Linked DNA regions of Homo sapiens: region 2 is linked to region 1. A link is an interaction called in ENCODE POLR2A ChIA-PET data of the cell type or tissue named here. Cell type or tissue: endothelial cell of umbilical vein. All regions are shown on one strand. Each heading gives the region's core, and the rest is flanking DNA. Links, peaks and the distances in the headings are about the cores only.

The links. Peaks named below come from ENCODE experiments on the same cell type or tissue, not always from the same donor. Only the 100,000 strongest peaks of a DNase experiment are listed, where the experiment ranks them.
Region 2: POLR2A ChIA-PET joins it to region 1 with 7 read pairs; 2 of 35 experiments call an interaction of 5 or more read pairs at or near these places.

The regions. Positions count from the first base shown.
Region 1 is chrX:71,142,312-71,150,311 of GRCh38, reverse strand. It overlaps MED12 (mediator complex subunit 12), which reads right to left. Exons shown (of 45, transcript NM_005120.3): 45 at 7,862-8,000. NLGN3 (neuroligin 3) reads right to left here and starts at 5,471. Exons shown (of 8, transcript NM_181303.2): 1 at 5,348-5,471; 2 at 2,106-2,762; 3 at 1,407-1,466. The coding sequence starts at 2,562. It overlaps LOC124905197 (a long non-coding RNA gene), which reads left to right. Exons shown (of 4, transcript XR_007068262.1): 3 at 1-29; 4 at 6,685-7,766. RefSeq lists enhancers at 1,732-2,278, 2,279-2,825 and a silencer at 4,400-4,655. In endothelial cell of umbilical vein, for the core only: no CTCF peak of the experiment used is centred there; no DNase peak of the experiment used is centred there; H3K4me3 peaks cover 564 bases.
Region 2 is chrX:71,195,015-71,212,037 of GRCh38, reverse strand. LOC107985688 (a long non-coding RNA gene) reads left to right here and starts at 13,845. Exons shown (of 2, transcript XR_001755878.2): 1 at 13,845-14,129. RefSeq lists enhancers at 13,523-13,702, 15,849-15,978. In endothelial cell of umbilical vein, for the core only: no CTCF peak of the experiment used is centred there; no DNase peak of the experiment used is centred there.

The DNA of each region.
Region 1 (8,000 bases), core at 1-8,000:
GAAGGACAAGACTTGCCTAAGGTCTCACTGTGAGTTGGCAGCAGAGCTGGGACTCAGGCCTTGTGCTTCCCAGACCTGTACTCTTTCTGCAGCACCATGATGCTTCTGAATTACACAAAAAACATCAATTGCCTATGGTGTGTGAGGTCCTGGGTGGGGTATGGGGCTGTGGTGAAATACTATCCCTACAGCAGCGGGTCTCATTCCATGCTCGGGTGTGCATTAGAAGCGCTCAGGGCTCATGTTCAACATATAGATTTCCAGGCTCTGCCCCCAGAAATTCTTATTCAGTAAGGAGCACCCCATCCCAGAAATCCTGGCAACCCCATTCTGAGAAACTCTGCCCTAGGACATCAAAGGAAAACAAACTCCCAGCTTGCCAGAGGGTTGTAGGGATCAAGCTGTGATTTTTCCACCTGTTCCTTAGGCTGTTACTGTTCCAATTCTCCCCAGCCCAGCCACATCTCACCATTTTTTTTGAGTTGGGGAGATGGGAATGAGCAGATGGGAGTTGCTTCTGTGTGCTACAGTGGAAAGAACACGCCCTGAAGGTCAAGAGACCCAGGTTTTGGTCCCAGCTCTGCCACAGACCAGCGACAGGGGCCTTGAGCAGCAGCAAGTCACTCCCCTGGGCCTGTTTCCTCATCTGTAAAATTGGGATACTGATTCCTGCCTTAGACGCTTCCAGAGATACAGGGAGGATTCTCTAAGGTAAATGCCAAGGCACTTTACAGAAAACATGAAGTGATATTCCAACAGGAAGAATTATTATACAGGGGGAGAAACTCCTCTCAGCATGAGGGTAAATTTAAAATTCAGGATCTTTTGCCTCCTTTAAAGTCCATAGTTCCCAGAGACCCCCAAGTTCTGCCACCAGAGCAGCCTGGGTCTATCAGCTACACTCTGGCCAGAGGTAGTGGGGTGGGAGACAGAGGTGTGTATGGCAGGAGTTACTAAACCTGTGTACACGTTTGGTCTAAGCTTCAGGGTGGGAAAATTGAGTCTAGACTTTCAATCCAGGAGAAAGAACACAGAAGGGATGGTCTTCTGGCTCCACCCACTAGGAAAAGGGTGGAGCCTCTGGCTCCATCTTGGCTTCCTAGAGTTTCTCCTGAGGTGTCACCGAGAGAGCCACTGGCTCTGCCTTTGGCACACACTTTAGGGTGGAATTTGGGGCTGGGAAGATTGGAAGAAATAGGGTTGCTGCTTCTGCTCTGAGCCTGCCTTAGGCCACCAAATCCTCCCTGCAAGGCAGCCAGGGCCCTCAGATGAGGTGGCGCTTATGCCTGCTTACTGCCCCCTGAGCCTGGGCTACTTGGAGGAAGGCTGGGTCCTGGGGGCAAGGGCAGGTGGGCAGGCAGCCCTCCCTCTCTCTCTCTCTCCCTCCCCGCCGGCTCGCTACCTACCTCCTTTCCTACAAATTTTCTTGTTGGGCTTTCGGGCGCATTCCTTGGAAATCCGCTTTACTGTAAAATGAATAAAAAACTAAAAAATAACAGGAGGCCTCTGCCCAGGGGCATGCACCCCCCACCCCCCAGGCCCCAAGAGCTGAGCTGCTCTGCAGGCGGCACATGGCAGAGAGCCTGTCCCACCATCTCCTTGTTTCTGTCACTTACCTTAGTGTGACCCCCGCGGGAGGAGGCATCAGCTAGTGAAAGAGGAGGCACCTAAGCATCACCCACCAGGCTTGCTGCCCCACCCCCCACACACCCAGTGCCCTTGGCCACACACACCTACCACCTTTCGAAGCAGGTGGAATGGCAACAGGGGGGCCTGGTGGAGCCAGCATCCTCCCGCGGGTAGCTGCCAGCCGTGACCCATACTCCCCCAGGGGACCCCCATCCAGCACTGGACCGAGACCCGTCAGAGCTCTCAGGCCGGGCCAGGCCCCTCCTGGCAACAGTGTCACTCACACATGGGAGCTCGGACAATGCTGGGAGAGGGAAGAACAGGGAGGGGGGTGGGAGGCCAAGCAGAGTGATGGTTAGAAGCATTTTCACAGACAGACAGATGCATGCTGCAGGGCACACAACCACATGCAAGCCACAAACACAGCAGGGCAGGCGGGAGGCAGGGAGGGCACAGTGCCTGGCCGCAGCACTCACCATCCTCCGTCGGCACATAGACGTTCAGGTAGAGACAGTCTTCGTTGGGCTCCTGGATGTAAGTAGCGACGATATCCAAGTTGGCAGTGAACCAGACCGGCAGCATGACTTCGGGCACAGCTGTGTGGATGTTCTGGGGGCACACTGGGGGAAAGTGTGTGGCGTTCCGGATGCCCGACCAGGATGGGGGTGGTTCAGGGGGCAGGAAACGTTTCTCGCCGATCGGGGGAGCTGCGTAGGGCACCCCCAGGTATTGGTCCACAGGCCCCAGGATCTCACTGGGCAGTGGTACTCGGGCACCCCTTAGCTTCCCAAAGTGAGTGTTGACTGTGGGTGCTGGGGCCTGGGTACTGGCCCTCAGCGCCAAACTGAGGAACCACAGGGTGAGGCACAGGCTCCTGCCAACCGTGGGCTTGGGGCTCAGGGACAGCGAGGGCGGGCCAAGCCGCAGCCACATGTTCCGGGCAGGGGGACTGGCAGGAGAGGCAGACTCCAGGGTCACAGCATCAGCCCAATAGGCAGCCCCTTCATGGCCACACTGACTTGAACCTCAAAACTGAGCTCTCGAGGGACACCTACAGGTGCCCAGCAATGTAGAGAGCAGGTCGTCCAAGCACCACAGCTTCAGAAAGGGGACTCCCTCAGGGCCAGACAGGCCTGTGGAAAGAGGGAAGTATGCGTCATCCAAGATGGTCTGGGAGGGCAACAGAGTTGGTCTTTGGGGGCCCTGCTGGGCTTGGGCTATTCTCTTATAGGTAGGAGAGGTTTCACATGCCCAGGGGCCCAGGGACTGTGATCCCACAGATGATCCACTGCCAATCAGAACCATTCTATGTGCCTGGCCATGGCTGGAAAATCCAAGGGGTTTGACAGTGACAGTTGTTGCCACTGCAAGTTCCCGGTGCCCAACTTCAATTCTACAGCCAAAGGGGTTCATCAGGGTCGGCTGGAGCCAGAATAGCATGTGACAGCCAGGGGGTGGGGAGAAACAAAAATGGAGCTCAGGTCCCTGGGCATGCTGCTTGAACAGAGCTGTGTAGCCCTTGGGACCTGGTAAGCCCACACAGGGACCTCCACTTCAGGACAGGGTGGGATTGTCAACCTCACTCCGGGACACTAAGACACAAGAACAGAAAGCAGCAAATCGGCAGAGTCCCACAGAGAGACTCCCTCACCCTCAGGCAGGGCAGAGGGCGGGACAGCCATTCACGGGAGTCCTCCTCGGACCCTCCTGCGCCCCTCCTGTACATTTCTCCTCAGCCCTCACTGCTCCCAAATCCTTAAGCCTTGGTCCTTTCGGTTGGCTCTCTCTTAATTCACACCGAATTCCAGAAGTGAGGCAGAAAGAGTTCTGCCTAGCACCCTAGGCATTGTGGATGCTCTTCCGGTGTATTATAAAATAAACAACGGAGCATGGGGAACACATATTCAGAGACTCATAGAAATAAACTCACAAAGACTCAAAGAGGGAATGAGAGAGACCAAGCCAGGATCACAGACACTGCGATATTCACTCACAGAGACATATATTCCAAACCCACAGAGATCCCCTCATATAGTCCCACATTCTGAGACAGAGCACCTCACACAGCCAGAGCCTCACAGAATGATACATTCAGAGACACACATAGAGACTTACTGAAATATAATCACACATACCCGCATAGGTAAATATCCAGACACATGCAGCATAATGGTGACACATAGGTGGAGACAGAAACAGAAATAGCAACACACTCAGACACATAGGCCTTCTGACACAGTTACACAGTCAACACATAGACACAGGCACACACAGATACTCCCGCATGCTCCCGCACACACACGCACACACACGCACACCCACGCCACATGCACATTTAGTTTTCCTCCATTTCTCCCGCCTTCCCAGATTGCAGGCCTGCTCCTTTAAGAACTGGCTGAAGGGGTGGGGGAGGGAGATTGGGAACGCCCGGCAATCAGCCACCACGAGAGGGGAATGAGAATGTGTGTGTGTGTGTGTGTGTGTGTGTGTGTGTGTGTGTGTGTGTGTGTCTGTGTGTGTGTGTGTGTGAGAGAGAGAGAGAGAGAGAGAGAGAGAGAAGAAAAAGGAAGAGGAGGGAGGGCGGGTAAAGTGGCTAAAGGGGTGGGGGCTCAGAGGAAATGAGGAAATGGGGAGCAAAGTATGGGGGGTAAGATCCCAGACACTGCCCAGAATGCACCCGGGTGTGGGGAGGAGGGGAAGGGGAAGGAAGGGGTAGGAGTAGGGAGGTGGGGCAGGAGGGAGTGGGTGGGTGTGTGTATTGGGGGGGGCATAGTCCGCAGCTGAGTTCACACAATCCCCCCATTCACCGTCTCCATGGCAACTCCAGGGCACAGACCGCTCATTCACACAGCTTCCCCACCAGCAACCCCCCCACATTAACCCCCTCGGTGCTGCCCCCAACCCACAAATTCCATTAACCCTTTCGGGATGCCCTCCTCTCCAGTAACCCTTCGGCGCCAAATGCCAAATTCTCCTTTGAGTCAATTCCCTGCAGCCCCTCCCCCGTGAACACCTAGACAATCGGACCGACCCCCAAACGCCCTCTGTACCCTAGGACCCACTGTGAATCCCCAAGGCCAAGATCTCCATCCTGGTCCAACTTGCAATTTGGGAGAAGACAAGGGGAGGCAGCAATGCCGGGGATGAGAATGGCATCTCGGGGTACTTTTGGGGCTGCAGCGGTGCTGGGCGCGGGGCATTGTGCAGGAATGGACCAATATTGAGAACTGCAGTATTGGGGGCTACGAGGGCTTGGAATGGATTGGGGGATGGAGTTGCACTGGAATGGGGGAGGATAGGATAAAGGCCTCCATTGGGTGGGGGGGCTGCAGATAGTGGGGGAGGGAGCCTGGCTATGAGATGCTATGATGGAAGGGGGATGGGGCTGCACTGCAGGGGAGGGGGGACTGGCAATGTGCAATCCCGGGATGGGGCTGGGGGCCCTCAATAGGGGTATTTTGATGAGCATGCGGGATGGGCTGTGGAAATAGAGGGACCATGGGCGGGAGGATGTTAGGGATGCGGGATTTAGGGAGGAGGTAGAAGGGAGAACAGAAGCGGGGGAGGATCGGGGGTCAGGGGTACCGATGGAGAACATGGGGTTGAGAGGGATGGGGGCCACTGGCTGGGGAGTGGAGGAGCCTGGGATTGGGAGGGGTTAGGATGGGGGCAAGGTATGGGCAGCTAGAGGATGAGAGACCGGGGCAGGCGGCCTCACCTGTTCCCCGGGCTGCTGCAAGCGACTGAACCGGGCCACGGACCACCCATATCGCCTCCAGGCCAAGGGCTCCGCACCCGAATCCCCGAGATCAGCTCTCCGGCAGCCTGGCTGCTGTGCCCGCGCACCGAGGGGGCGCGCTGCGCGTTCCCGGACACGGGGGGGCGCGGTCCCTGCCATTAACTCCTTTTGTGCCAGAGATGGCTCAAGTCCTGGGGCATGGCCCAATTCCCCCCATGCTCAGGCACGTTCCGCTCCCTCTCTCTCACGCGGGCGCGCACACACACCTCAGATTGCAAGCTATCAGACAGGTGATCTTCCAGGGCAGCTAGCCCAAACTTTACCCGCAAAGCTTGAGACTTTGTCCCAAAGGGAGAAACTGAGGCACTGCCTGCAGGAACCCTCAGTCATACTACACAAAAACACACCTCCACCTCAATCAGCATCCCTTATTTCTCAGCGCCAGCACTACCCAAGCAGCAACCAGTGGGGCCACTCTGCTCTCATCCTGTCACTCTCCCAAAGGTCAATGCTGTTCCCTTCTGCTGCTTCTGCTGGGGCATGTCAGACTGTCAGCATGCCAGTTGTCTGACCATTTCAGTCTCTCCCCTCCAGGTTCAGTGTCTTTGTGTCTTGTGTTTTTGTATGTGGCGCACCTGCCATTTGTTTAGCAACCCCCAAGCCCCTCTGAATGTCCCTCATCCCAGCCAAGCCTGTACTCCTGTGGCTCCTCAGAATGTTTATGTCAGGATAGAATAAGTGAGAAGAAAGCTTCAGTCATGTTTGCCTTTACACTGTTGGGGAGTTCCATTCCTTGTGCACGCAACTCTTAAACTTGGTAAGTCCCATATAAGCAAGGGCTTCGTGGGCCTCAAAGAGGGCTATTTTATTTTTTATAACTTGGGTACTGATTGGTGCTCCTGGTTTTGCCAGCACACTAGACACTTCCCAGTAATAGGGTGCAACTATGGCTTGCATGTTATCCTTAAGTTGTCAAATCATCCTGTACCACCCACTCACAAGGCTGAGGCTGATCCTCTTCCAGCCCTAGCTAGGCAGGGCAGAAGACTCCAAGACTCCATTGTAGTAAACCAGTTGGCTCTCCTGGACAGCCTTGGATCTAGAACTCAAACTGGAAAGCAAGAGGGCGAGAATGGCCCTGCCGCAGCTCCAAATGTGACTCTGGGGCAACAGTTTTGAGTTTTCTCTACTGTAAAATGGGAGCGAGCAAGTCATCCTGGGTAACTGCCAAGGTGGGTCACGTGAGAACAGGCAGTTCTGGCAGTAGGGCAGAGAGAGAAAGGGTGCTTATTTTTACTGGTCTCTCTTCCTCCTAGAACCAAACGGTCCTTCCACGACCTATTCTATGATGGCACATGCCAATGGAGGGCAATTTTTCATCCAGGAATGTGACTCTCAGGGAAGTTCTCTGTCCTATGAAAGGTATGCCACTTGGTGCATGATGGGGACCACACAAGATGACAAGAAGGGTAGGCAGTGTCTGTCATCTCCACCCTCCCCAGCTTGTTTGAGGCCCAACATCTGGGGTGTTGTGGAAGAAGAATCAGGTTCTATTGATGTTTCCCCTGGCCTAATGGCCCCTCCTCAATCCCAGCGGTATATCCCCCATGGAGGAAAGCTGTAAAGAAGCTCCAACATTTAGTTGAGAATGTTCATTGCCCCTTCTTAAAAGACTAAGGGGACGGGTGTGGTGGCTCATGCCTGTAATCCCAGCACTTTGGGAGGCCAAGGCGGGCAGATCACCTGCGGTCAGGAGTTCGAGACCAGCCTGGCCAACATGGTGAAACCCCGTCTCTACTAAAAATACAAAAATTAGCCAGGCCTGGTGGCATATGCCTGTAATCCCAGCTACTCGAGAGGCTCTGAGGCAGGATAATCACTTGAACCCAGGAGGTGGAGGTTGCAGTGAGCTGAGACTGTGCCACTGAACTCTAGCCTGGGCGACAAGAGCAAAACTCCATCTCAAAAATAAATAAAAAGAGACTAAGGGCCTATACCTTAATGTGTTGCCATGTTGAAGAAGAGGAAGAGAGGGTAGCAATCCAATTAGAATTAAGAAATTTAGGCCGGGCGCGGTGGCTCACGCTTGTAGTCCCAGCACTTTGGGAGGCTGAGGCAGGTAGATCATGAGGTCAGGAGTTCGAGACAAGCCTGGCCAACATGGTGGAACCCTGTCTCTACCAAAAAAAACACAAAAATTAGCCGGGCGTGATGGCACATAACTGTAATCCCAGCTGCTCGGGAGGCTGAGGGAGGAGAATCGCTGGAACCCGGGAGGCAGAGGTTGCAGTGAGCCGAGATCGCGCCACTGCACTCCAGCCTGGGCGACAGAGCAAGACTCCGTCTCAAAAAAAAAGAAAAAAAGAAATTTTAGAGTGTAAGGTAAACAGGGGAGATGATCAGAATAGAATGAAGACTCTGACTTGTTGGTCCAACCCCCTGCATTCTCCCAAGAGACCACCCTTCCCAGACATGCAGAACTCGCACACTCCCTTTGCAAAGAAGCTCTGTGTATTGGGTGCAACAGCTCTGGGGTCTCTATATAAATAATATACAAAACCCAACAGCTCAATGCCTCACATTAACAAAAATACTAAAAACTTATTAAAAATGGAGCCTGAGGGGAGGGCCC
Region 2 (17,023 bases), core at 4,593-12,592, 57 kb before region 1:
ACTTTCTTCTTGATTTTTTGAGACAGGGTCTTGGTCTGTCACCCAGGCTGGAGTGCAGTGGCGCCATCACAGCTCACTTCAGCCTCTACCTTTCGGGCTCAAGGGATGGTCCCATCTCAGTCTCCCGAGTAGCTGGGACTACAGGTGCGTGCTGCCACACCGGCTAATTTTCAAATTTTTGGTAGAGATGGGGTCTCGCCATGTTGACCAGGCTGATCTCGAACTCCTGAACTCGAGTGATCTATCCACCTTGGACTCCCAAAGTGCTGAGATAACAGGTGCTCCACCCAGTCTTTCTCATTACAATGAATGTTTTGGGGGAATATTTAAAAACTTTACGTCCAGGCGCAGTGGCTCACGCCTGTAATTCCAGCACTGTGGGAGGCTGAAGCCAGCAGATCATCTGAGGTTGGGAGTTCGAGACCAGCCTGACCAACATGGAGAAACCTCGTCTCTACTAAAAATACAAAATTAGCCAGGCGTGGTGGTACATGCCTGTAATCCCAGCTACTTGGGAGGCTGAGGCAGGAGAATCGCTTGAACCCAGGAGGCAGAGGTTGTGATGAGCCGAGATCGCGCCATTGCACTCCAGCCTGGGTGACAGAGAGAGACTCTGTCTAAAAAAAAAAAAAAAAAAATCAGTCTGCTTATGTCTTGAGATTCACTCAAGGAAATCTTCATTAAATCTTGAGACATACAAGGTAAGAGACCCTAAACACAAGCCTGCTGTCTCCAGCATGGCTCAAACATCAGCCCAAACAAGGGCTTTCCTCATTCCTGTTCCACCGAAGACTAAGAGAGTTGATGGAGCAAACCGATCACATTATTTAAAAGCGCATCTTACCACCGACATTGTCATAGTTCAGAGCTTTAGGCCTCATAAACAGAATTGGCAGCCTGGTGAGAGCTCTGCTCATTACTTCAGGGAGTTGTGGCAGCTGCCTCAGCAACGGCAATCTTGAGGCTTTCTGGGATGGCAGGCAGCAGCACAGCCTCACATGTGGAGTCCATCATCCAGCCCATCCCTGGGCCTCATTACCTAACAAAATGTGGCATTTTGTATGGCTTTGATCAATGAGACAGCATTGCTGTATGACTCAGAAATCAAAGGGACAGCTTCCAATATAAATATTGTTTATGACACACAGGCAAAAACTCTTCCCAAATGGGTCCATAGGCTTAAGGAGATGGCTAACCCTGAGAAGCTGCAGAACATTTCCCAAATCCCCATGCCAGCTCAGGCTGTGGAAGATCATGCAAACTGTTCCCAGCGAGAGGTGCAAGGGAAACATGGAATTGGTCCTGTATTCATAATTGGTATTATTTTTTACAAATCCTTTTCAAAAGGCCACATGATTATATGAATGGATCTATGCCCCAGGAATTCATATTCTTTGAAGAAGCCAACTAGAGGGAGTTATCAGTATTTTTCCAAGGAGGTTTCTGAAGAATTGTACCAGATAGTGCCCCAATTCACTTGAGAGTTAGACGTATGCCATTTGCTCTAAGGACAGTTTGGAGTGGAGAACAAAAGCAAAGTTGAAACCGGGCGCAGTGGCTCACGCCTGTAATCCCAGCACTTTGGGAGGCCAAGACGGGCGGATTACAAAGTCAAGAGATCGAGACCATCCTGGCCAATATGGTGAAACCCTGTCTCTACTAAAGATACAAAAATTAGCTGGGCGTGGTGGCGGGTGCCTGTAGTCCCAGCTACTCAGGAGGCTGAGGCAGGAGAATCGCTTGAACCCGGGAGGCAGAGGTTGCAGTGAGCCGACATCACACCACTGCACTCCAGCCTGGCAACAGAGCAAGACTCCGTCTCAAAAAAAACCAAAAACCAAAACCCCCCCCCCGCCAAAAAAACCAAAAAAACAACTGGAGCTCTAATACATCTTCGTTCTTTTTTGTTTTTGTTTTTGAGACAGGGTCTCATTTTGTCACCCAGGCTGGAGTACAGTGGTGCAGCAATCATGGCTCACTGCAGCCTTGACTCCTTGGGCTCAAGTGATCCTCCTGCCTTGGCCTCCCAAAGTGGTGAGATTACAGGCGTGAGCCACTGAGCCCGGCCCATTTTCATTCTTTTTTTTTGTTTTGAGATGGAGTCTCCCTCTGTCACCCAGGCTGGAGTGCAATGGCATGATCACGGCTCACTGCAACCTCCGCCTCCCAGGTTCAAGTGATTCTCCTGCCTCAGCCTCCACAGTAGCTGGGATTACAGGCATCCACCATCACACCCAGCTAATTTTTGTAGAGACGAGGTTTCACCATGTTGGCCAGGCTGCTCTTGAACTCCTGAGCTCAGGTGATCTGCCCACCTCAACTTCCCAAAGTGTTGGGATTACAGGTGTGAGCCACCGCGCCCCGCCCTTCATTCTTTACATCCATCTTTTTTCTCCCCTCTGGTGCCTGACTCAGGACCTTACATTCATCTTCTAACTAACCTATTCTCCTCAATCTGTTTTTTGTTTGTTTGTTTGTTTGTTTGTTTGTTTGAAGATGAGGTCTCGCTATGTCGCCCAAACTGGCCAGGCTGGTTTCAAACTCCTTGGCTCAAGTGAGCCTCCCACCTCTGCTTCCCAAATTGCTGGGATTACAGGCATGAGCCAGTGTGCCTGGTCTTAATTTGTGCCTTGCACCTGAACAGAACAATCTTGCTCCCAAGTGTTCCGGCCAAATATTTTATCTTCCTATTTCTTTTTTTCTTTGTCTTTTTGAGACAGGGTCTTGCTCTGTCATCCAGGCTGGAGTGCAGTGGCACTCCAATCTCAGCGGCACTCCCATCTCAGCCTCCTGAGTAGCTGGGGCTACAGGTGGGTGCCACCACACTCAGATGATTTTTGTATTTTCAGTAGAGATGGGGTTTCACCATGTTGGCCAGGCTGGTCTCAAACTTCTGAGCCAAAGCCATCCACCTACCTTGGCCTCCCAAAATGTTGGGGATTACAGGCAGGAGCCACTTTTTCTTTTTTTTCTTTTCTTTCTTTCCTTTTCTTTCTTTTTTTCTTTTTCTTTTTTCTTTCTTTCTTTCTTTTTTTTTTTTTTTTTTTTTGGAGAGGGCATCTTCTTCTTTTTTTTTTTTTTTGGAGAGGGCATCTCACTCTGTCACCCCGGCTGGAGTGCAGTGGCCTGAATACAGCTCACTGCAGCCTTGACCTCCTAGGCTCAAGCGATCCTCCCACCTTAGCCTTCTGAGTAGCTGGGACCACAAGTGCATGCCACTATGTCCAGCTAATTTTTTATTTTTATTTTTGTAGAGAGGGGGTCTTGCCATGTTGCCCAGGCTGGTCTCAAATCCCTGGACTCAAGCAATCATCTCACCTCGGCTTCCCAAAGTGCGGGGATGACAGGCATGAGCCACCATGCCCAGTCTCCCTTTTATTTTCATCTTTGCCTTTCCCTTTGATAGACAACTACGGTTTTCCTCTATGGCTTTGCCACCCTGGACCGCCTCGGGTGAAAAGCTCTTCTAGCTGGATCCCCGTAGGATCCTCCTCCCTCTGCTTATTCCAGAAGCAGACACATCCAGAATAAGGATTCCACAATTTTGGGATCCCCTGCTTCAGATATAAAGTAAGGGCTTTGAAGATGCCTCTGAAGGCTCTCTGAAGACGCCTCCATTTTGGTTGTTTTCTTCCTACAAAAGACAAGGATAATTGAGCTACTTCACTGTCTCCTAGGAAATGGGTGTTCAGTGGCATTGCATCTGCCAGCATGAGGGCACTTTGTAGAATGTCAAGCAGTTACTGATTTCTGAATCTGAGCTAGTGCTTTCCAATGAACGTAAACAGCTTTTTCTCACTGCTGACATTCCACTTCACAGTGTTGGGGCTGGGTCGAGCCATAGAACGCACTGGGGTTTGGCTTATTCCTAGAGAAACAATATTGTCTATGTAAATGAGCTACACATATTGATAAAGGAGCCCTTATTGGCTGGGCACGGTGGCTCACACCTGTAATCCCAGCACTTTGGGAGGCCGAGGTGGGCGGATCACAAGGTCAGGAGTTTGAGACGAGCCTGGCCAATATGGTGAACCCTGTCTCTACTAAAAATATAAAAATTAGCCAGGCATGGTGGCAGGCACCTGTAGTCCCAGCTACTTGGGAGGCTGAGGCAGGACAATCACTTGAACCTGAGAGGCAGAGGTTGCAGTGAGCCGAGATTGCACCATTGCACTCCAGTCTGGGCGACAGACAGAGACTCCGTCTCAAAAAAAAAAAAAAAAAAGCCCTTATTGCCTTATTGTTGTTATATGAGTCATACGAACTTCCATAACTAGTTCATACTCATCACAAGCCTTGGAGGCGGGATTGGGGGCGGGGAGGAGGCTTTTGTGTGTGTGCGTGTGTGTGTGTGTGTGTGTGTGTGTGTGTGTGTGTGTGTGTGACGGAGTCTTGCTCTGTTGCAGTGCAGTGGCATGATATCGACTCACTGCAACCTCCACCTCCCGGGTTCAAGCGATTCTCCTGCCTCAGCCTCCCGAGTAGCTAGGATTACAGGCACGTGTCACCACACCCAGGTAATTTTTGTATTTTTAGTAGACACGGGGTTTCACCATATTGGCCAGGCTGGCTTGAACTCCTGACCTCGTGATCCACCCACCTCGGCTTCCCAAAGTGCTGGGATTACAGGGGTGACCACCACAACCAGCCGTTTTGCTCAGTTTTAATAATGATAAGTTTATTGGCAGGGCACGGTGGTTTACGCCTGTAATCCCAGCACTTTGGGAGGCCGAGGTGGGTGGATGGATAATCTGAGGTCAGGATTTCGAGACCAGCCAGGCCAACATGGTGAAACCTCGTCTCTACTAAAAATACAAAAATTAGCCAGGCATGGTGGCAGGTGCCTGTAATAATAATAATAATAATAATTATAATAAGTTTATCTCTGAGCCTGAAGAGGAATTTCTGATGTTGATACCCTGAGCTGGCTACCACTTCCAATTCCGCATTGTGCTGTATATACCCCTTACATTGAAAATCTGGATGTCAGATGACCTTCATAACCTAACCTTCAGCATGTTCAAAACTACCATACATAGTGTGGGATTCCCAAACTGGAAGATATCTTTTTTGTTTTTTTGAGACGGAGTCTCACTCTGTTGCCGAGGCTGGAGTGCAGTAGCGCGATCTTGGCTCACTGCAGCCTTTGCCTCCCAGGCTCAAGCGATTCTCGTGCCTCAGCCTCCTGAGTAGCTGGGATTACAGGTGTGCACCATCATGCCTGGCTAATTTGTTTGTATTTTTAGTAGAGACGGGGTTTCGCCATGTTGGCCAAGCTGGTCTTGAACTCCCGACCTCAAGTGATCCACCTGCCTCGGCCTCCCAAAGTGCTGGGATTACAGGCGGGAGCCACAGTGCCTGGCCCCCAAACTGGAAGATATCTTAAACTGGGTTTCTGCCCTCTCTCTTTTCCTTCTTAACCACATATTTTGAGAGACACTTTTTTTTTTTTTTAGATGGAGTCTCGCTTGGTTGTGGCTGGAGTGCAGTGGCGCAATCTTGATTCATCGCAACCTCTGCCTCTCGGGTTCAAGTGATTCTCCTGCCTCAGCCTCCCAAGTAGCTGGGCCTACAGGCCCACGCCACCACGCCTGGCTAATTTTTTTTTTTTGAGACGGAGTCTCGCTCTGTTGCCCAGGCTGGAGTGCAGTGGCATGATCTCAGCTCACTGCAAGCTCTGCCTCCCAGGTTCACGCCATCCTCCTGCCTCAGCCTCCCAAGTAGCTGGGACTACAGGCTCCCGCCACCACGCTTGGCTATTTTTTATTTTTTTTTTTTTTTGTATTTTAGTAGAGACGGGGTTTCACTGTGTTAGCCAGGATGGTCTCGATCTCCTGACCTCGTGATCCGTCCGCCTCGGCCTCCCAAAGTGCTAGGATTACAGGTGTGAGCCACTGTGCCTGGCCCGCCTGGCTAATTTTTTATTTTTATTTTTATTTTTTAGTAGAGATGGGGTTTTGCCGTGTTGACCAGGCTTGTCTTGAACTCCTGACCTCAGATGATCTTCCCATCTTGGCCTTCCAAAATTCTGGGATTACAGGCATAAGCCACTGCACCTGGCCTCAACGACACCTCTGTATTTGCTGTCTACACTTCTTCATTTCCTATTTACTCTTCAATTCCCCTCCAACCTGGCTTCCTCCACCACTCCCCATTTCATTTAAATAGTTTTTGCCAAGGTCACCTTGTTGCTAAATCCAATGGACACCCTTCAGGACTAGCATCACTGCACCTCTCTGAGGTGTTTGATACAGTTGACCGCTCCCACCTTCATCAAACAATTCATCCTTTTATTTTTCTCCTTTTTTTTTTCTTTTTTTCAGAGACAGAGTCTCGCCCTGTCATCCAGGCTAGAGTGCAGTGGTGTGATCTCAGCTCACTGCAACCTCAGCCTCCTGGGTTCTAGCAATTCTCCTGCCTCAGCCTCCCAAGTAGCTGGGACTACAGGCACACGCCACCACGCCCGACTAATTTTTTGTGTTTTGGTAGAGACAGGGTTTCACTGTGTTGCCCAGGCTGGTCTTGAACTCCTGAGCTCAAGCAATCCACCTGCCTCGGTCTCCCAAAGTGCTAGGATTACAGGCGTGAGCCACTGTGCCTGGCTGTAATGCCTGTTCTTTACAGAAAAACTGAGAAGTACAAAGAAAATCACATGGACACAGAGAGGGGAAAAACACATACTGCGGCCTATTAGAGGGCAGAGAGTGGGAGGAGGGAAAGGATCAGGAGCAATAACGATTGGGTACTAGGTTTAATGTGTACAGCAAACCCCCATAACACAAGTTTACTTATGTAACAACCTGCACATGTACCCCTGCACTTAAAAATGAAAATTAAAACATAAAGAAAATAAAGAAGAAATAATGGTTTATAATAAAATAAGAAATTGAAAATTAAAAAAGGAAAATCAGCCGGGCATGGTGGCTCATGCTTGTAATCCCAGCACTTTGGGAGGCTGAGGCAGGCAGATCACCTGAGGTCAGGGGTTTGAGACCAGCCTGGCCAGCATGGTGAAACCCCGGTCTCTACTAAAAATACAAAAATTAGCTGGGCGTGGTGGCACGCACCTGTAATTCTAGCTACACTGGAGGCTGAGGCAGGAGAATCGCTTGAACCCAGGAGGTGGAGGTTGCAGTGAGCCAAGATTCTGCCACTGCACCCCAGCCTGGGCAACAGAGTGAGACTCTGTCTTAAAAAAAAAGAAAAAAAAAGAAAAAGAAAAAAGAAAATCATAAGGGTGAAAATAAAAATAGTCACCAGGCACGGTGGCTCAAGCCTGTAATCCCTGCACTTTGGGAAGCTGAGGCGGGCGGATCACTTGAGGCCAGGAGTTTGAGACCAGCCTGGCCAACATGATGAAACCCTGTCTCCACTAAAAATACAGAAATTAGCTGGGCATGGTGGTGCATGCATGTAATCCCAGCTACTCTGGAGGCTGAGCCACAAGAATCACTTGAGCAGCCGGGCGCACTGGTTCACGTCTGTAATCCCAGCACTTTGGGAGGCCAAGGCGGGCAGATCATGAGGTCAGGAGATCGAGACCATCCTGGCTAACACGGTGAAATCCCATCTCTACTAAACACACACACACACACACACACACACACACACACACACACACACACACACACACAAATTAGCTGGGCGTGGTAGCGGGTGCCTGTAGTCCCAGCTACTCGGGAGGTTGAGGCAGAAGAATGGCGTGAACCTGGGAGGCGGAACTTTCAGTGAGTCAAGATCGCGCCACTGCACTCCAGCCTGGGCAACAGAGCAAGATTCCGTCTCAAAAAAAAAAAGAAAGAAAGAAAGAAAGAAAGAAAAACAATCGCTCGAACCCGGGAGGCAGAGGTTGTAGTGAGCTGAGATCGCGCCACTGCACTCCAGCCTGGGAGACAGACCAAGACTTCATCTCAAAAAAAAATCCCCAAAAAACAAAAATCATTGCTAACAGATGTGAAACCTTAAAGTCATTTTTCTTTTTTTTCTTTTTTTTTTTGAGACAGAGTCTCGCTCTGTCCCCTGGAGTGCAGTGGCATGATCACAGCTCACTACAGCCTCAACCTCCTTGGCTTAAGTGATCCTCCTATCTCAGCCTCCTGAGTACCTGAGACCACAGGCATGCACCACCATACCCAGGTAATTTTTAAATTTTTTGTAGAGATAGAGCCTCACCTTGTTGCCCAGGCTTGTCTCAAATTCCTGGGCTCAAGTAATCCTTCTACCCTGACCTCCCAAAGTGCTGGGGATTACAGGAGTGAGCCACTGTGCCCAGCCCCTTAAATTCATTTTTCAATAAGAAATATATACATATGCTTTTTAAATAAAATTGTCATCATATGAGACATTATTATTATTATTATTATTATTATTATTATTTTGAGACAGAGTCTTGCTTTGTCGCCCAGGCTGGAGTGCAGTGGCGCCATCTCCGCTCACTGCAACCTCCGCCTCCCGGGCTCAAGCGATTCTCCTACCTCAGCCCCCCGAGTAGCTGGGATTACAGGCGCACACCAACATACCCGGCTAATTTTTGTATTTTTAGTAGAGACGGGATTTCACTATGTTGGCCAGGCTGGTCTCAAACTCCTGATCTCAGGTGATCCACCTGCCTCAGCCTCCCAAAGTGCTGGGAATATAGGCACGAGCCACCGTGCCCGACTGAGATATATTGTTTTGCATCCTGCTTTTTTCACTTTTTTGATGACCATTTTGTAATGTCATTCAGTATGCCTCTAAAACATGGTTTTTAGTGGCTGCATAGTCTCCTTTGATTTTTTTTTTTTTTTGAGACGGAGTTTTGCTCTTGTTGCCCAGGCTGGAGTGGAGTGCAATGGCGTGATCTTGGCTCACTGTAACCTCCACCTCCAACGTTCAAGTGATTCTCCTGCCTCAGCCTCCCAAGTAGCTGGGATTACAGGCGTCTACCACCACACCTGGCTATTTTTTTTTTCTTTGTATTTTTAGTAGAGAAGGGGTTTCACCATGTTGGCCAGGCTGGTCTCGAACTCCTGACCTCAGGTGATCCACCCGCCTCGGCCTCCCAATCCTTTCACCTTTTTTTTTTTTTTTTTTTTTTTTTTGAGATGAGGTTTTGTCCAGGCTGGAGTGTAGTGGCTTTTCACAGGCACCAGCATAGCTCACTGCAGTCTTGAATTCCTGGGCTCAAGCGATCCTCCTGCCTCAGCCTCACAAGTAGCTGAGACTACAGGGACTACAGGAGTGCTGCCTCCAGCTCTCCTTTGATTTTTGTTATAATTTTCTCTACTGGTCTCTCTCTTGTATCTGTGACTGCTCCATGCTTTCTTCTTATTGTGCCCCTTAAATGTTGTTACTCAGAGTTCCTTTCTCTGTTTACTTTTCTTTTCTTTCTTTCTTTCTTTCTTTTCTCTTTTCTTTTCTTTTTTCTTTTTTTTTTTTTTTTTTGAGACGGAGTCTCGCTCTGTCGCCCAGGCTGGAGTGCAGTGGCGCGATCTCAGCTCACTGCAAGCTCCGCCTCCCAGGTTCACACCATTCTCCTGCCTCAGCCTCCCGAGTAGCTGGGACTACAGGCGCCCACCACCAAATCCAGCTAATTTTTTGTGTTTTTAGTAGAGACGGGGTTTCACCGTGTCAGCCAGGATGGTCTCGATCTCCTGACCTCATGATCCACCCGCCTCGGCCTCCCAAAGTGCTGGATTACAGGCATGAGCAACCGCACCCGGCTTTTCTCCCTTCTCTCCCCTCCCCTCCCCTCCCCTCCCTTCCCTTCCCTTCTTTTTTTCTTTCTTTCTTTCTTTTGACAGGGTCTGGCTCTGTCACTCAGGCTGGAGTGCAGTGGCGCAATCTTGGCTCACTGCAACCTCCACCTCCCGGGCTCAAGCAGTTCTCCTGCCTCAGCGTCCCCAGTAGCTGGGATTACAGGCATGTGCCAGCAAACCTGGCTAATTTTTGTATTTTTAGTAGAGACAGGGTTTCAACATGTTGGCCAGGCTGGTCTCAAACTCCTGACCTCAAGTGATCCATCCACCTCAGCCTCCCAAAGTGCTGGGATTACAGGAATGAGCTCCCGCACCTGGCCTAGACAAAATACTTTTTAGGACAGGGAACCATTCATCTCTGTATTAGCACCTATGTGCCTGGCACATAGTAGGTGTTTAGAATATGTTTGATGATGATTGAATGAATGAATGAATAAATGAATGAAAGTGATCAACAAATAAATGACTTGAGGCCTTCAAGCTGTCCTTCAGCTGTCAGCATGAGAATCCAGTCATCTTTTTATCTTGGCCACATTTCAGGCAGCACTTCCAGAATTGGAATGATCTGCACAGCAGCCTTAGCTATTATAAAAGCTGTGTCCAGTATGGCCTGGAGAGACCATAAAGGTGTGTCACACATGCCAACCTATTTGGCCTGCATCATCCATCATGGTTACCCACTCTTCCAAGGTCAAGAATTCCTTTTCAGGGAAAGATTAACTTCTGGATCGTGGTAGCCTCTTTTTCCAAATGGCTCCAAAGAGCTTCTGCTTCCACTTCCTCACCTCTTTAGCACCAGTCACTGCTCTCTCCAGCTACTTGTAACCCACTGGCTTGGGATGATGGGCCTACATTGACCTAAGGCTGATTTTATTTTATTTTATTTACCTATTTATTTTGAGATGGAGTCTTACTCTGTCGCCAGGCTGGAGTGCAGTGGCACAATCTCAGCTCACTGCAACCTCCGCTTCCCAGGTTCAAGCGATTCTTCTGCCTCAGCCTCCCTAGTAGCTGGGACTACAGGTGCACACCACCACGCCCAGCTAATTTTTGTATTTTTAGTACAGATGGGGTTTCATTATGTTGGCCAGGATGGTCTCGATCTCCTGACATCATGTTCCGCCCGCTTTGGCCTCCCAAAGTGCTGATATTATAGGCGTGAGCCACCGTGCTTGGCTGGACCTCAGCTGATTTTAAAGAATGCATGGACAGGCCATGCTTGGTGGCTCACGCCTGTAATCCCAGCACTTTGGGAGGCCGAGGCGGGCAGATTACCTGAGGTCAGGAGTTCGAGACCAGCTTGGCTAACAAGGTGAAACCCTATCTCTACTAAAAACACAAAAATTAGACAGGCCTGGTGGCACATGCCTGTAATCCCAGCTACTTGGGAGGCTGAGGCAGGAGAATTGCCTGAGCATGGGAAATGGAGGTTGCAGTGAGCCAAGATCATGCCACTGAACTCCAGCCTGGACAACAGAGTGAGACTCTGTCTCAAAAAAATAAAATAATAATAAAAATAAAATAAATAAATAAATAAATAAATAAATAAATAAATAAAGCATGGACAGGCCAGGCTTGGTGGCTCACACTTGTAATCCCAGCACTTTGGGAGGCCAAGGAGGGTGGATCACCTGAGGTTGAGAGTTTGAGACCAGCCTGACCAACATGGAGAAACCCCATCTCTACTAAAAATACAAAATTATCTGGGCATGGTGGCACATGCCTGTAATTTTAGCTACTCGGGAGGCTGAGGCAGGAGAATCGCTTGAACCAGAGGTGGAGGTTGTGGTGAGCTGAGATTGCACCATTGCACTCTAGCCTGGGCAACAAGAGAGAAACTCCGTCTCAAAAAAAAAAAAAAAAAAAAAGAATGCGTGGACAAGAAACTTATCTGAGTTGTCACCCTTCCTACCTCATACCTCATCATCCTCAAGCGAACTGTCAGGTTGAAAGTTACTGAGGCTGCTCTGAAGCAAATTGTTGGCGATTTTCCAACAAGGTTTCCCAGATTCTCTTCTCTCAACATATCACTTCATGTTTGGAAACAGGAGTGGGTACTGCTGAATTACTAACGAAACTTGGCACCACAGGTTTCATTTCAATAAATATTTGTTAAGTTCCTGGTACCTACTGTGTACCAGGAACTCTGTTAGGGGCTGTGGAGGATGCAAAATGAATGAGATGAGTCTCATTGGTTGTTTAAATAAGTAGCTCTACTACAAGGTAAGTGAAATCAGTGTTAAACAGAGGTATTAGCAATATGTTGTGGGAACACAGGTAAAAAGGGGAAGGGGGATGGGAAGTCATGTTTACTGAACACCTATGACAGCAAGTCTTGTCACACATGTTTTCACAGAGATTAATTCTGACTAGGGGAATCTGAAATGATTTCATGGACTAGGACGTTTGAGTTGGGCCTTGGAAGGGAGTAGTAGACATTGGATCAGGAAAAAATCAAAGGAAGAATGCTTGAAGTTGAGAGGACATTGTGTAAAAAGGCAACAGGGCATGAAAGTGCATAAGCTGTTCAAGGAACACAGGATATTGGATATGGCTGGGCCATAGGGTATAAAAGGGTAGTGTGGGTAATGAGGCATGGAAAGGTGGGCTGGCACCAGATTTTGGAGGAGTTTTAGTGCCTGGCTTGGAAATTTGAATTTTATTTTTTATTTGGTAGGCAGTGAGGAACCACTAAAAGCTTTTCAGTGAGAATGACAAGGTAGAAACAGTGCTTTAGGGTGATTAACGTGACGGGGTGCACTGGGGACTAAGTAGGCTAGAGGCTGCAAAGGTAGGTAGGAGGCTGTGTCAACAATCTAGGCATGAGATTATGAAGGTTTAATCTAGGGAGGTGGCAATAGTGATGAAAAGGAAGTGACGAATATAATAAGATTGCAAGAGGCAATGTTGTGTGGTACAAAGTACATTGGATGGGGTTTCCAATATCCCTGAGTTCTAGTCTTTTTTTTTTTTTTTTTGAGACAGAGTCTCACTCTATCGCCCAGGCTGGAGTGCAGTGGCGTGACCTCCGCTCACTGCAACCTCCACATTCCGGGTTCAAGCAATTCTCCTGCCTCTGCCTCCTAAGTAGCTGGGACTACAGGCCCCCACCACCACGCCCGGCTAATTTTTGTATTTTTAGTAGAGACGGGGTTTTGCCATGTTGGCCAGGCTGGTCTCGAACTCCTGACGTCAGATGATCTGCCCGCCTCGGCCTCCCAAAGTGTTGGGATTACAGGCGTAAGCCACTGCGCCTGGCCCCTGGGTTCTAGTCTTGACTTCCATTCACAGGCTGTATTGCCTTGCCTCCCACAGACTCAATTTTTTCTTTTGAAAAAGGCGAAGCTGGCTGGGCGTGGTGGCTCACGCCTTTAATCCCAGCACTTTGAGAGGCCGAGGTATGCGGATCACCTGAGGTCAGGAGTTTAAGACCAGCCTGGCCAACATGGCACACCCCCATCTCTACTAAAAACACAAAAATTAGCCGGGCCTGGTGGCACGCGCCTGTAGTCCCAGCTACTCAGGAGGCTGAGGCAGAAGAATTGCTTGAACCCGGGAGGCAGAGGTTGCAGTGAGTCGAGATCGCGCCATTGCACTCCAGCCTGGACAACGAGAGTAAAATTCCGTCTCAGAAAAAAAAAAAAAAAAAGAAAGAAAAAGAAAAGAAAAAGAAAAAGGCGAAGCTGGAGAAATAAGTACCTTTAAGGTTTCCTACAGCTGGAATATGCTTAACGACTGTACTGCATGGGGCTTTATGTAGGACTAACTGACCAGACTTGGTAAAGGATTAACTAACTAGGAAAATGGAGGTGCCATGAATAGGATAGTGGAGTCAAAGAGGGAAGCTAGTAGTATGGGGAAAGATGATGTGCAGACATGCTGGGTGTGAGGTGTTAGTGGAACACCTAGCTGACTGTACAAAGGGTGGGATAGCAGCTCTGAAGCAGGCAAGGGTGGGAGAGATTTCGGATTTGGCAACCAAAAGCCTGAAAGCAACACTAGAAGCTATGCAGACAGATGAGTTTATCGAAAGAGGAAATGAGTATATGAGAGCAAAGAGCGAAGAACCATGGGAAGTGAGAAAAGCTGGTGGGGGGAAGACAAGGAAGGAACAACTGCCTGTGAGCCTTGAACAAGCTACTTCCATTTTCTGGCTCTTTAGTCTCCTCATTTGTAAAATGAGGGGGCTGGAGTAAGTAAGCTCTATAAGGCTCTCAGCTGTGACATCTATGCATAATCACAGAAGATCGAAGTGTACAGAACACCATGGAAACTGAAGAGAGATTCTGAAAGGAGGCTTTAAGAGGTCACTTGCATCCAATGCTGCAGAAGTGTCAGAGACTGAGGACTTAAATGAAGCCACTGATTAGCAATTTAAAGATCCTCTCCAAGGTAAGGACCCCTCCCTCTCAAGCCACTACTTTTCTATGACCTTTCTCCTACCATCTCTAAATGTGAACATTCTGTAAAATTCCGTTCTCTGGCTGGGCGCCGTGGCTCACGCCTGTAATCCTAGCAGTTTGGGAGGCCGAGGCGAGCGGAGCACCTGAGGTCGGGAGTTTAAGATCAGCCTGACCAACATGGAGAAACCCCATCTCCACTAAAAATACAAAATTAGCCGGGCGTGGTGGCGCATGCCTGCAATTCCAGCTACTTGGGAGGCTGAGGCAGGAGAACCACTTGAACCGGGGAGGTGGAGGTTGCTGTGAGCTGAGATCGTACCATTGCACTCCAGCCTGGGCAACAAGAGCAAAACTCTGTCTCAAAAAAAAAAAAATTTCGTTCTCTGCCCTCCAGGGAGACTTAGCCACACTCCCATAGCAACTGTTATCTCTACAAGGTAGATCAGAAATCTCTGGTTCATACCTTCCTTTCGCACCTCAATTCACATTTCCAACTGTCTATTGGACATTTCCACCAGTCACTGAAATTTAGCTTGCAGTAAAATTAATAATACTAATGATAATAGCATTATTTAAATTTAAATAGTATTAAATTAAATAGTATTATTTAAATTATTAAATTTAGCTTGCAGTAAAATTAATAATACTAATGATAATAGCTAACACTCAGTACTTAATTTTGGGTCCTGTACTAAGCATATCACATATGTTATCTCCTTTACATCCTATAACAATCCTACAAGGTAGGTATTTTATTATCCCCACTTTGTCGATGAGGAAGCTGAGGGTCAGAGATTTTTTCTTTTTTTGAAACAGAGTCTTGCTCTGTTGCCCAGGCTGGAATGCAGTGGCGTAAGCTTGGCTCACTGCAACCTCCATCTCCTGGACTCAAGTGATCCACCCATCTTAGCCTTCTGAGTAGCTGGGACTACAGGTGCCTGCCACCATGCATGGCTAATTTTTCTATTGTTTGTAGAGACAGGGTTTCACCATGTTGCCTATAGCTGGTCTCGAACTCCTGGGCTCAAATGATCCACCCACCTCGGCCTCCCAGAATGCTGGGAGTACAGGCATGAGCCACAGCACCCAGCCCAGAGATGTTAAATAATGTCTAAGGTCACATAACTGGGGTGTCACGTAGTCAAGATTCTTCCTGATTCCACAGCCTGAGAGCTTAATAGCTTCACTATAATCGATCTAAAAATCAAGTCATTATATTTATTTCCCAAATCAGATCACCTCCCTTACTTCTCTATTTCTACTTCTACTTCACTCTCCCCCAGTATCTTTTCATTGGCTTAGAACAGGCCCTCATCCCCTCCTGCTCAGACAATTATGAAAGTGTCTCAAATGGTCTCCCCACTTGCAGTTTTACCCTTCCAATTCCGGACATGTGATCAATCCGGCTTAAAAAAACCTCTGAAGGCTCCCATTATCTAGATTACAGAATAAAGTCCAAACTCCTGAACATGGCTAAAGGAGTCCCTTCACAGTCTAGCCCCTAGCAGCCTGCAGTTTAGCTGCACTGAACTGTTAGTCATCCCCAACCATGTCACAGACATTTACATCTGAATGCCTTTCCTCATGTGTCCCTCTACCTGGAGTGCCCTCCCCACTCTTCACTGGGATAACTTCTACTCATCTTTCAAATCCCAACGTCATCTTCTCTGTGAAGATTTCTCAGATTCCCAACCCCTTCTTCTGATAGAAATTATGTTCCCTTCTTGTGCTCCTGGATCTCGATGTCTGTCTCTTACTACACTATGAGACCTTGGGGGTGATGACCACATCCTGTTCTTTTTTTTTCTTTTTTTCTTTTTTTTTTTTGAGACAGAGAATGAGATATGACCAAACAGTTTTAAGGAGCTAAGGTTGACTTTAGGTACCAAATGCTAACAAAGCCCTCATGAGAAAACTGGCCTGGTACCTGGCTTACAGGGATCCCAGCCTTATTATTGTTTACAAAACAAGCCTAGTCTCATTAGAGTCAGTATTATTGCCTGGGTGGGTGCAGTGGCTCATGCCTGTAATCCCAGCACTTTGGGAGGCTGAGGCAGGCGGATTACTTGCCCAGGTAAGTCACAAGGTCACTTCTTGGCAGAAACCTTAAGATATTTATGGGACTTTGAGAAGAGAGGAATTCACCCAGATTTATAGATACCACAGGTGAAATCTGGTCACAAGTTCTTGGCTTGGCTTCCTAGCCTCCAGAAGGCTTTTAAAAATCTAATATGAGGCCAGGCGCGGTGGCTCACGCCTGTAATCCCAGCACTTTGGGAGGCTGAGGTGGGTAGATCACGAGGTCAGGAGATCAAGACCATCCTGGCCAACATGGTGAAACCCTGTCTCTACTAAAAATACAAAAATTAGCCGGGTGTGGCGGCGCATGCCTGTAGTCCCAGCTACTCAGGAGGCTGAGGCAGGAGAATTTCTTGAACCTGGGAGGAGGAGGCTGCAGTGAGCCGAGATCATTCCATTGCACTCCAGCCTGGCGACAGAGTGAGACTCTGTCTCAAAAAACAAACAAACAAAAAAAAACAAAAACAAACAAACAAACAAATCTAATATGAGATTCCAGGCTGGGCACCGTGACTCATGCCTATGATCCCAGCACTGTGGGAGGCCAAGGTGAGTGGATTGCTTGAGCCCAGGAATTTGAGACCAGCCTGGGCAACATGACAAAAACCCATCTCTACTAAAAATATAAAAAATTAGCCAGGGATGGTGGCATGCACCTGTAGTCCCAGCTACTAGGGAGGCTGAGGTGGGAGGATCATCTGAGTCTGGGAGGTCAAGGCTGCTGTGAGCCTAGATTGCGCCACTACACTGCAGCAGGGGTGACAGGACGAGACCCTATCTCAAAAAAAAAAAAAAAAAAAAAAA